2 separate regions of the Homo sapiens genome follow, and region 1 is linked to region 2. A link is a contact called in ENCODE Hi-C or POLR2A ChIA-PET data. All regions are on one chromosome and are shown on one strand. The core of a region is the stretch at or near the end of the contact, and the rest is flanking DNA. Distances in the headings are between cores, read along the strand shown.

Region 1 (4,156 bases), core at 1,285-3,784, 100 kb before region 2:
CGGATTGTAGAGAGTGGAGTGAGTGGAGGGGGCACCCGCAGGGTGTCCAGTGGGCAGGGAAAGGGCTTACGGTCTGGGCCAGCTGTACCATGTAGGTCTCTCTGGCACTGAGATGGAAAGAATCCAGGATAGTCTGGGATCATTGGGAAGAGACCTGGGTCCGTGGCTGGCTTGGGGGATGGATAGGAAGGAGGTGGTGGGTAGGCCAGAGAGGAAGAGGTGGAGGTGGTGGCTGCTGACAGGAACGCAGAAGGGTCCTGGTAGAGGTCTCCTGCACAGCCAGAATAAGGAGGAGGAGGCGGTGGCGGAGAGTACAGGTGGTCCAGGTCAGGCTGGGTCTGGGACATGGTGCACACACCCAGGGGTCCTGTGGCCAGTGGGTTGGGGGAGGCAGAGGTGACGCTGGATGAGGCTGTGGTTGAAGCTGGGGAAGTGACCCCTTGCAAGATGCCTGCACTCACAATATTGATTATGCCTTCTGGGTAGCAGCTGGCACCAGGGTACTGAGGGTCAATGGAGAACTTGCCCATGTAAGTGAAGGTCTGGTTTCTAGGTGCAGAGACGGGAGCAAAGCTGCTGGGATATGGGAGATCCAACGACCTCTTCTCTCCAGTCATGTCAATGTTGATCATGCCATCTGGGGAGGGGAAAGGCAGAATGGAGGTGGAACAATGAAAATACAGCCAGGACTCCCTTCTCACCCCCGCTCACATAGGTCCATTTCCAAGGCCGAGAGTCTCAGCACTGTAGAGCTGTGGCAAAGTCCAAAAGGTGGGGAAATTGAGGCCCACAGACTGTAAGAAGAGGCCAGCCCAACTGTGGCAACCCATTGACAGTATGGAACTCAAGAACTACCTCCAAAAAAGCAGAATGAGCTTTTCCCAACTCCCCTCCACCCCCAGCCATCTGTGGCTCTAGTCCCCAATAAAAAACACCCAATAATAGCAACAACAATATTTTAAAAAGCCTCATCCGCCCGGAGCTTTTCTCCCTCTTTTTTGCCTGGGGGTTCCACGGCTGAGGCACCAAGACAAACACCACCCAAGAATCGACCTATCCCAGTCAGTGCCGTGATGGTGCCAAACCGAGAGGAGAGCCCGAGAAGGGGGTGGGTGATTTCCCGGCTGCTCCCCATCCCCGGCGCCTTGTGCCTTTTTCTCCCTCCCTCTCCCGCTGCGCTTCAGCCGAGGGCTGCTGGAGCGAATGGGGGATGTAGAGGAAGGAGTCCGTAGGTTTCCGTGCCCTCCCAATCTTCTCCGCCTTTCCCGACAGCCGCGCGTCCCCGCCTCAGCCCAAGGCCAGTGGCCCGGCCTCGAGGAAGGCGCGGGGGCCGCGAGAGACGACTTTCCACAGCATCGCCAAGGAAACCGGCGTCGCCGGTGCCCCCGCGGGCCTCCCTCGGCAGTCCGGGGGCTGCTTCCCGCCGTTGCGCGCCCTCCTCCACCACCCACTCGCTGCCTCCGCCGGCCGGAGCCCCCGCCTTACTAACCCCCTCAACTTCGCGGGCGGCGGGCAGGTGGGGGCGCGCCTCCAGGCCGCAAGAAGGGAGCGCTCCGAGATTTTCCCGGGGTCGGCTCTGCCCAGGAGGGAGCTACCGACGCTTTCCCCTGGCGCTTCTCCGCCGCTCGGCTCTCCAGGCGCGCAGCTCTCCCCGAGAGCCCCGAACTTTACCGTCACTTTGCCCCTGCCCCGGGAGAGGGGAGGTCGAAGTGCTGCCGGCCAGAGGGCCTACGCAAGCCTCGAAACCCGGGGGGACGCCTCTTCCACCCCCATCCCTGCGCTCGCCCGGGGCTGGGCGCGCCGGGGCGCACGCACGCCGGTTTGCTGGCGACCTGGCGCATCTGCCCGCGCGCCCTGGTCTCAGCTGTCGCAGGTTCCTCCTGCACCCACTTCCAGTCTTCAAAGCCAGTGCAGTCAGCACCGTCCACCTGGAGCCCCAATCCTCTCCTGCGATTCCCGCACACCCACTGCACCCCATCCACCACCTCCGGGCCGCGCAGGTCCGGGCCTGCGAAGACACGCGGCTTACCTCCGGCCACTCCGTTCATCTGGTCAAAGGGGCCTCCCAGTTCGGCATTGGGAAAGATGGTCACCGACGTGGCGGCGAGGTCCTCCACCGGGTAGATGTTGTCAGACAGCTGGTGCACAAAACCACTGAGAGTTACTGGGATTTTGTCTACGGCCTTGGCGGTCATCATTTGCTCCTCGCACAACCTGGAGACCCAACTCCCTCGCTACCTGGAGTGTCAGAAAAGCCGTTTTGGAGAGGGGTTGGACTGAGCCTGGGATGGTATCTCCTTTTGCCCTCCACACTTAAAAACAACCACCACACACACCAAGAAAAAAAAATCAACAGAAATAAAAGTAGCAAACAAGTTGCTGTTTTTTAAGAAATAAGAAAAATGTCTATTTGCCACTGACTCTCTCCTGTCTGTGTTCCGGCTGCTGGGAAGCCAGGAGTTGCTGGTGTAGTGTTATTATAACAGTCAGTGAGTCCCCTCGCCGAGCTATTAATCAATTGCTCCTCGCTCAGTTAGACGGAAAGTGTTGCTCTAAGTATTTATGGGCAGGTCTTCAATACCCGTGACGTCGCTGCCCATATATGGACTGAGGAACAGGGCTGGGCCAGGCGGCTTTTGCCGTCACATGGCTGATTTGCATACACGGGCTCGGCCGCGCGGACTCCGCCGGGCTCGCGACTTCCAGCTCGCAGGCGGCGGGGATCGCTGGGGTCCCGGGCGCGCGGCCCTAGCTGCAGCCTGGGTCCGGGGCGCAGGGATCGCGGGGGAGAGGGCGCGCCATGGACCCAGTCACAGCCACAGCAGGAGAGCGAGCTGCTCCAGGCTGCGGCTCAGCCTCCCGGGGCGGGGAGGAATTCCGGTTCTCTGGGACTTTCCAAAAAAGGCGAAGATCCGGTGCCGGCGGCTCCGCCTCCCTAGCCCTTGTTTGGGAGCCATTCCGGAAAATTAAACTTCGGAAAGAAACCGAGCGGAGCCGAGACACTACAGTCAAACCCCTACTCACTTTCTTGGCAGCTCAAAACCGCAAGCAAAAGGAGGCAGCGAAGAAAAAAAAAGCTACATGCATTCACGGAAGCTGACTGCTTTTTTCTGAATTACTTGGTGGAAAGAAGTGGCTGGTGATAAGAGTGAATGCGTATTGCTTTTTTGGAAAGTCTGTTCTATTTATACAGGAGCGAAAACGGAACAGGTTTGGGTTGTTTGTTTGTTTAAGTATTTTGGGCACCTTGGGACTGGGAGGGTAAACCCTAGGAGGAGCAGAATTACTGTGGGGAGCTTCGAGAGAAATCCTCAGCCGGAGACACCCTCCTTCCTCTGCCCGCGCGCTCCCCGCCCCCCTTCAGCTGCTGCGCGGAGCGGGCGCCCTTCCCGGCGCGTCTGGGCGGTCGGCTGCGTGGGGGCGTCCAGATGGAAGCTTGGACACTCACCCTGCCCCTCCAGACACACATACACACACACTCACACTCGCTCCACTTCCGCTACACACTCCCGCCCCCGCTGCCCTCTTCACACACCCGCTCACACACCTTACACTACACACCTCCCTGTTGACTGCGTCCGCGCGCCGTCGTTGCCAGCAGTGTCCCGGCGGCAGAGCGGGCTCCGGGCTCGCTGGACAGGAGGTTCTATGAAGACACTGGCCTAACCTTCACTACCGGTCCCTGCAGCCACAGAATCCCCCTGACCCCCATAGCCCAGGATCCAGGACCGCGCCCTGCCCGCACCCGAGCCAGAATACACGTACTAGAATAAATATTTTCTCTCCCTCCCCAAAAAACACCTCGGTGAGCCCAGCGCGGTCCTCAGTGACGGCCGAAAGCATCTCTAATCACTTTCAAGACGCCATCCCCATCCCCCAACCCACTCGTTTTACTTTGCGAGACCCCGGTAGAAACCCTTCTGTTTCGTTCCCAAAGCAATTTTTAAAAACTTTTCCAAAGTCCAAATAGCAGCAGGTTCTGGCTTGCTGGGCGCAAAGCTTCTACCTCCCAGTGCGCCCCAGCCCGCAATGGATAGCCGGGCCTGTCCGGGGCCCCACAGGAGGCTGGTCCCGGGTGCCCAAGTCCAGCGCACCGCCGCCTGCATGACTCATTCATGGTCGTTTGTGCAGGTTGCGAACTGCCCCAGAGCCCTTT
Region 2 (4,976 bases), core at 1,682-4,181:
TGCACCACTGATATGAGTAGCGCATAATATTTGCATGCTCCTATTGTGAATCTTGCTCAATGTTTGCTTTCCCCTGCACCCTTCATACCCCTCAGATGACTGAGAACTTTTCTAAGTTCCTGTAGAAGAGATGTCCAGGTTAGTCTGTTCAGTCCCTCATAAACACCACTGTCCACCCCCAGCACTCTGCCTTTATTTGCGTTGTTCTCCTACTTCTCTCTTCCTTCCCTCCAAATCCCAACACCTTATGTAACATTTCCTCCAAGAAGCCCCACTTGTTTCATTGCTCTTCTTTGCTCCTAAATGTCTGTATAATTCACAATCTTGAATACATAATTAATCCATTCATTATATTCTTTCTTATAGAGTGTGGCGTTATTTGTTCGTGCTATTCTTGCCTCTCCAACTGTAAGCTCACTGAAAGCAGGTATTTTCTGCCTTGCACATTCTCTGTATTTGTCACCCTCAAAAAAGTTCCATCACAGTGTAGCCCTCAATATATTTTCTGAGGCTACTGCTTTGGAGATCATTATAGCTCCCAGGTATAAGCCCTGGACAAATTCATCCTAGCAATCAGTTTTCTCTTAAACCCTTCTCCCTAAACAGAAACAGTCGAGATCATTACCCAGTGGGGAATTACAACCAAGCTAAAAATCCTCAGTCATCTTTGACAGGTGTTCTACCTTACCTACCCCATATCTGATCAGCTGCCACATTAGTGCCATGGTGTCTCCTCTCTGCCTTCTCATTGTGTTTCTACTGCCTCTTCCTCTTCCTCTTACTCTCCCACTCCTCTTCATGACTTCCATTGTCTATAGCCCAGACTGTTTTAATTACTTCTTGAATTACCTCCCCTTTCTTATCTCACCTTCTAAACCCGTCTACTAGATAAATTTTTCTACAGCATAGTTTGTTTTCATTCTGTGAAATCTTCAGTGATTCTTCATTGTTCTCCTACCTTACATTCCAGGTTCTTCTGGCATTTGAAAGTTTCCATTCAGTCTTAGTGCCTATTACCCTCAACTCATCCTCTACATTACCTCCAACTAGAGGCCTCATTATTTTCCAAACATACCTCCATGCTTTGTGGCCTTAATGCCTTTGCATGTGCAGTTCACCACCTGGAATTCTACTCTTCATCATTCCTACTGTCACTTCCACCATGAAGCCTTCCCTCCTCAGCTCAGCTAGGTCCTCCTCTAATCTGAATTTCTATAACCTTTCATTCCGTCTTTCTTGAGGAGCTTGTTACATTTCACTGCTTATTATCATTATTTGTGGGTCTGTCTTATCTCCCTGCCTAGTGTGAAAGATCGTGGATGGCCAAGACTCAGTAATTTCATATTCCATTCTCCACAAACATGGCAAATCACACAGATTAGGAGAGGCAGAAGTTGAATAAATGTTTATTAAGCAAGTGAATGAATGAAAACAAAACTGTGCGTTTGTCTCTTGAATATACCAGATCCTTCAAAAGACCATTCTGATACTCTTTGCTCTCTCTCTAGTAGGTGGCAGGGATAAGTTTCAATGCCCAGCTTCTAATAAAGTAGGAGAAGGGTGTAGCTAAGTTAAGCCTAGATGCTAGGCTTGCCAAAAAATGGTGTTCTAGAGTTAAATGGAGTGCCTCCTACTCTTATGCATGGGGAGGTTGCACTATTTCCCAATCCAAAGACCCTTTAGGGTATGGGTTTCAATTCGAAGAGATGGTAATTCTCTTCGAACACCAACCCAGCTTGCCTCAACCTCACAACTCAGCTCTAACTGCAAAACAGTGCCCTCCCCATCTGTAAGTGGAAAAGGAAGTCTCTGTCTATTTTTACAGAGATGAGGGGGAGGCCGAAGGAAGAATTTCATTTAATTTCTATTTCTTCTCTTGGCCTCTAACTTTCTGGCCAGGGGTTTCTATTTCAAAAACTCTGTATTATGTAAACACAGAAGGGCCCTTCTCAAAAACAGAAGCAACTTCTACTAATTTCCAGTCTCCTTTCTGGCACTCTCAGGAGTCCTGCTAAGCATCTTGATCCCAGGCAAATTTTTCCTTGGCTACAAAACACTTGTGATGGCCAACCCTGGGTCAACAGCTTCATTTGGCTCTGTGTCCCCAAGATTTTTGCAGTACTCTTCAGTTGAAAGCTTTCCTAAGAAAGAGGATGTTGTCCATGACTTCTCTGTTAGGCCAGCTCACACAGAGCCAAACATGTTTCCATTGAACAAAGCCTACCACAGCCAAGAATAACTCTTTAAAATGCCCTTTCTAACCCATTCCACAATTACACAAATAATTCAGGCAAAAGTGAATTGTGAACTACACATTCCATATCTTGATGCTGTGTAGACTACGTAGCCTGAACTCATTCTAAACAGGTAGACTACCTGCCTCCCCTATTAAGGAGATACAGCAGAAGGTAGACAAACACACAGGTGCAAGCTCCAATGGGGACTGTGTCATTTTTTAAATGGTCCAACAAAAACATGCCATTGAGATTGCTACCAAAGCTGGACAGCCTTCATAGCTCTGTATCAAAGAGGGCTGGGCCCATGCCCTGGAGATCTGAGATCTAAGATTAGCGAGCTCACCTTGATGCAGTGATGAATCAGATGAAATTATAAGAAAACAAGAATTATTTTTATTTTCCCTGCCTTTGTGCCACATACTAGTACCCTCAGGGAGAGAATTTCTGGAACCGGGATGCTAATAATGTAGATGAAGTGCATAGACGGTTTGGAACTATTCTGGATTCCTAGTCTTCTAGTCTACCAAGGATGGTAGCAGATGGCACAGGACCCAATCTGTTTCCAAACGTTACATTTGTGAGTAGAAACAGGCACTTTGGCCAGATTCCAGTTGGTACATTCAACAAAGAATAACATAAGCCTCAGATTTCCCATTGGTAAAACAAAGGAGGTTGGGTGAGCTATTCTCTAAAGTCCCTCCCAGCTCTAATATTTTATGATTCTCAGTGGTAAAAATTCAGGGATTTGGAATGACCAGTCTCATTCTCCCATTAAGCTCTGGGTGAATCAAAGGCCAGCATCACATTGCATCATCTCATGTACAGTAATATGTGAATGACATTACACAATGCCAGCTTTTATTAATGGGAACACTCTTCCAGCAATAATGCAATACCCTTGAGCTCATTCTGGCCTTCTTTGTTAGTACCCAACCCAGCTGCATTGTCAGGAGATACAAAATATTACATAGACGTTGGAAGTAGGAGCAGTAGAAGAGGGCAGACACATCAGCAAATGACACAACTAACAGCCTGTAGTCCTGTTCATGCTCACAGTGGATGCTTAGTGAATGCTTGGTGACTAACAGTGAGTAATGCAGAAACACTAGTGGATCTATTAACTGACTAGAGTCAACACCTTTGCACTTTGCTATTTTCCTAGGGGCCAAGTCTCGGCCAGAATGGAAGGGAGGGAATTCAAATTTAAGAGCACTTTTAGAGTTCCCATAGGTTGAGAACTCTCATATATTGGTGTTCCAACTCCTAAGTATATGGATGGGTTCTCCTTCATTAAGCAGATACTCCATTCCTAAGAGGTTTGGCACAGACAAATTTTGAGTCTATTTTACATGCTTTACTCCTGGCATGGGCTTCTGTCTTAAGTCCTTGTTGGCTCTTTAATGCTGCAGGCACTAGAATGGGAACCAGAAATCCTCAAGTATCTCACCACGTCTCTTACCTTGAGGAGTCCAAGAAGCTCTCCTTGAGTCCCTCGCTTGGAATTCCCCTGGCCCTCTGTAGACACCAACCCTGGCAAACAGCACCAACTTATAGCTCTGGAAGGAGAGAAGGAATAGGCAACAGGCTTAATGTAATCTTCTTTCAAGACACAAATGTCCCACCTCCTATGACTTCAAGAAAGAGTTGAGTTCAGCATTGTCCTTTGATGGTTCCACTACACCATTTGTTTCTGGAAAACACTGATATCCAACAGCCACCCTATGCATGCTACCTTTCTCACATCAAGACAATTCCTCTCCAGCCCCATTTTCACAAGACCCTTCTCTGAACTGTTTTACTGGAATCTACACACTATTATTTACTGGGAGCATACATCATTCCTTCTTTTTGGTCCCTGAGTGCCAGAGTGCAGGGTCAGGTTAAGAGCCTGGTTGGTCCCATGGGACAGAACAAAACCAACTGGCCACACAGAGACCAAGTTTTGAGAGAAATAAACTTTAGTAATAAGACACTTGCTAAATGGAAGAGAAGAATGTTAGGCTGGAATGAATTTTCTGTTCGTTTGGCCCCACTGTCTCTGCAAATCATATCAGATTCATAATGTCAGAGGAAGAGCTAGTTAACGTTTTATAAAGTGTGACACCCAGCACAGTTCCTTCCTCTGAGGTTCTGACTGATTTCTCTCTGTGCTCATTCCCCTTTTGTGGATGTTCCTCTCCTCTTGTCAACTCAGGTTTCACTGTTTTCCCTTTAACCACATTGAACAGGCTGATATCCCCTCATGCTGTAAAGGTGTGAGTTGTACTTGGCCTTGGACGAGCTTGGAGGACTTTTTCTTTTCAGGGAACTTAAAGGTGACATCTTCCATTGAGTCAGCCAGCCATTAGTTCGGGGAAACTTTCACATCATTTGCAGTTGGAAAGCAGTTAACATTGACGTGAAGTCTCTGCTTAGAAGTTTGCCTCATTAAGAGATATTTGAATTTCTACACGGCTAGATATTTAAATATTTAAATAACCCCAAAGAAGTGTAAACACAAAACCTAGAATAGTTACTTGCGTAATGAAGCTGAGGGGAAGCACCTAGATGAGAAGTTTCATAATTTTACAAGTTGCACGAATTCTTGGAAATTCCATAGAAGTGTCTGAAGAAATGGACCTCAGTAGGCCCTGTAATAAGTATGTTTGGCATAAGAGATTGCTGCCTTTTGGAGACCAGGCCTTGGGAAGAGGACTGGGTTGGTGTTACGAGTGTTCTCCAGAGAGGCTGGGGCCTTGT

What was found. A loop is a pair of places that touch in the nucleus more often than their neighbours do. ChIA-PET counts read pairs that join two places held with the same protein, here RNA polymerase II (POLR2A). Pooled maps may share reads with other maps.
Region 1: a loop to region 2 is called in a map of MCF 10A, with 5 times the contacts of the local background. The contact joins the promoter of EGR2 here to the enhancer-like site in region 2. A Hi-C loop is called at or near these places in 2 of 168 maps with a recorded cell type or tissue (MCF 10A and dorsolateral prefrontal cortex) and 1 of 50 pooled maps. POLR2A ChIA-PET finds 5 or more read pairs at or near these places in 3 of 52 experiments (GM12878, H1 and activated naive CD4-positive, alpha-beta T cell).

What each region holds. Positions count from the first base shown.
Region 1 is chr10:62,813,832-62,817,987 of GRCh38, forward strand. It overlaps EGR2 (early growth response 2), which reads right to left and starts at 2,535. Exons shown (of 2, transcript NM_000399.5): 1 at 2,030-2,535; 2 at 1-637. The coding sequence starts at 2,198. RefSeq lists silencers at 1,446-1,535, 2,556-2,985, 3,276-3,355 and enhancers at 3,381-4,156, 4,016-4,156.
Region 2 is chr10:62,913,265-62,918,240 of GRCh38, forward strand. LOC107984012 (a long non-coding RNA gene) reads right to left here. Exons shown (of 5, transcript XR_001747465.2): 3 at 3,697-3,793. Among named protein-coding and RNA genes, the nearest start is that of EGR2, 99 kb to the left of the region's middle. Within about 2 kb of position 2,932, at least 3 of the 41 ENCODE cell types and tissues checked have a DNase peak (open chromatin) inside an H3K27ac peak, as active enhancers do.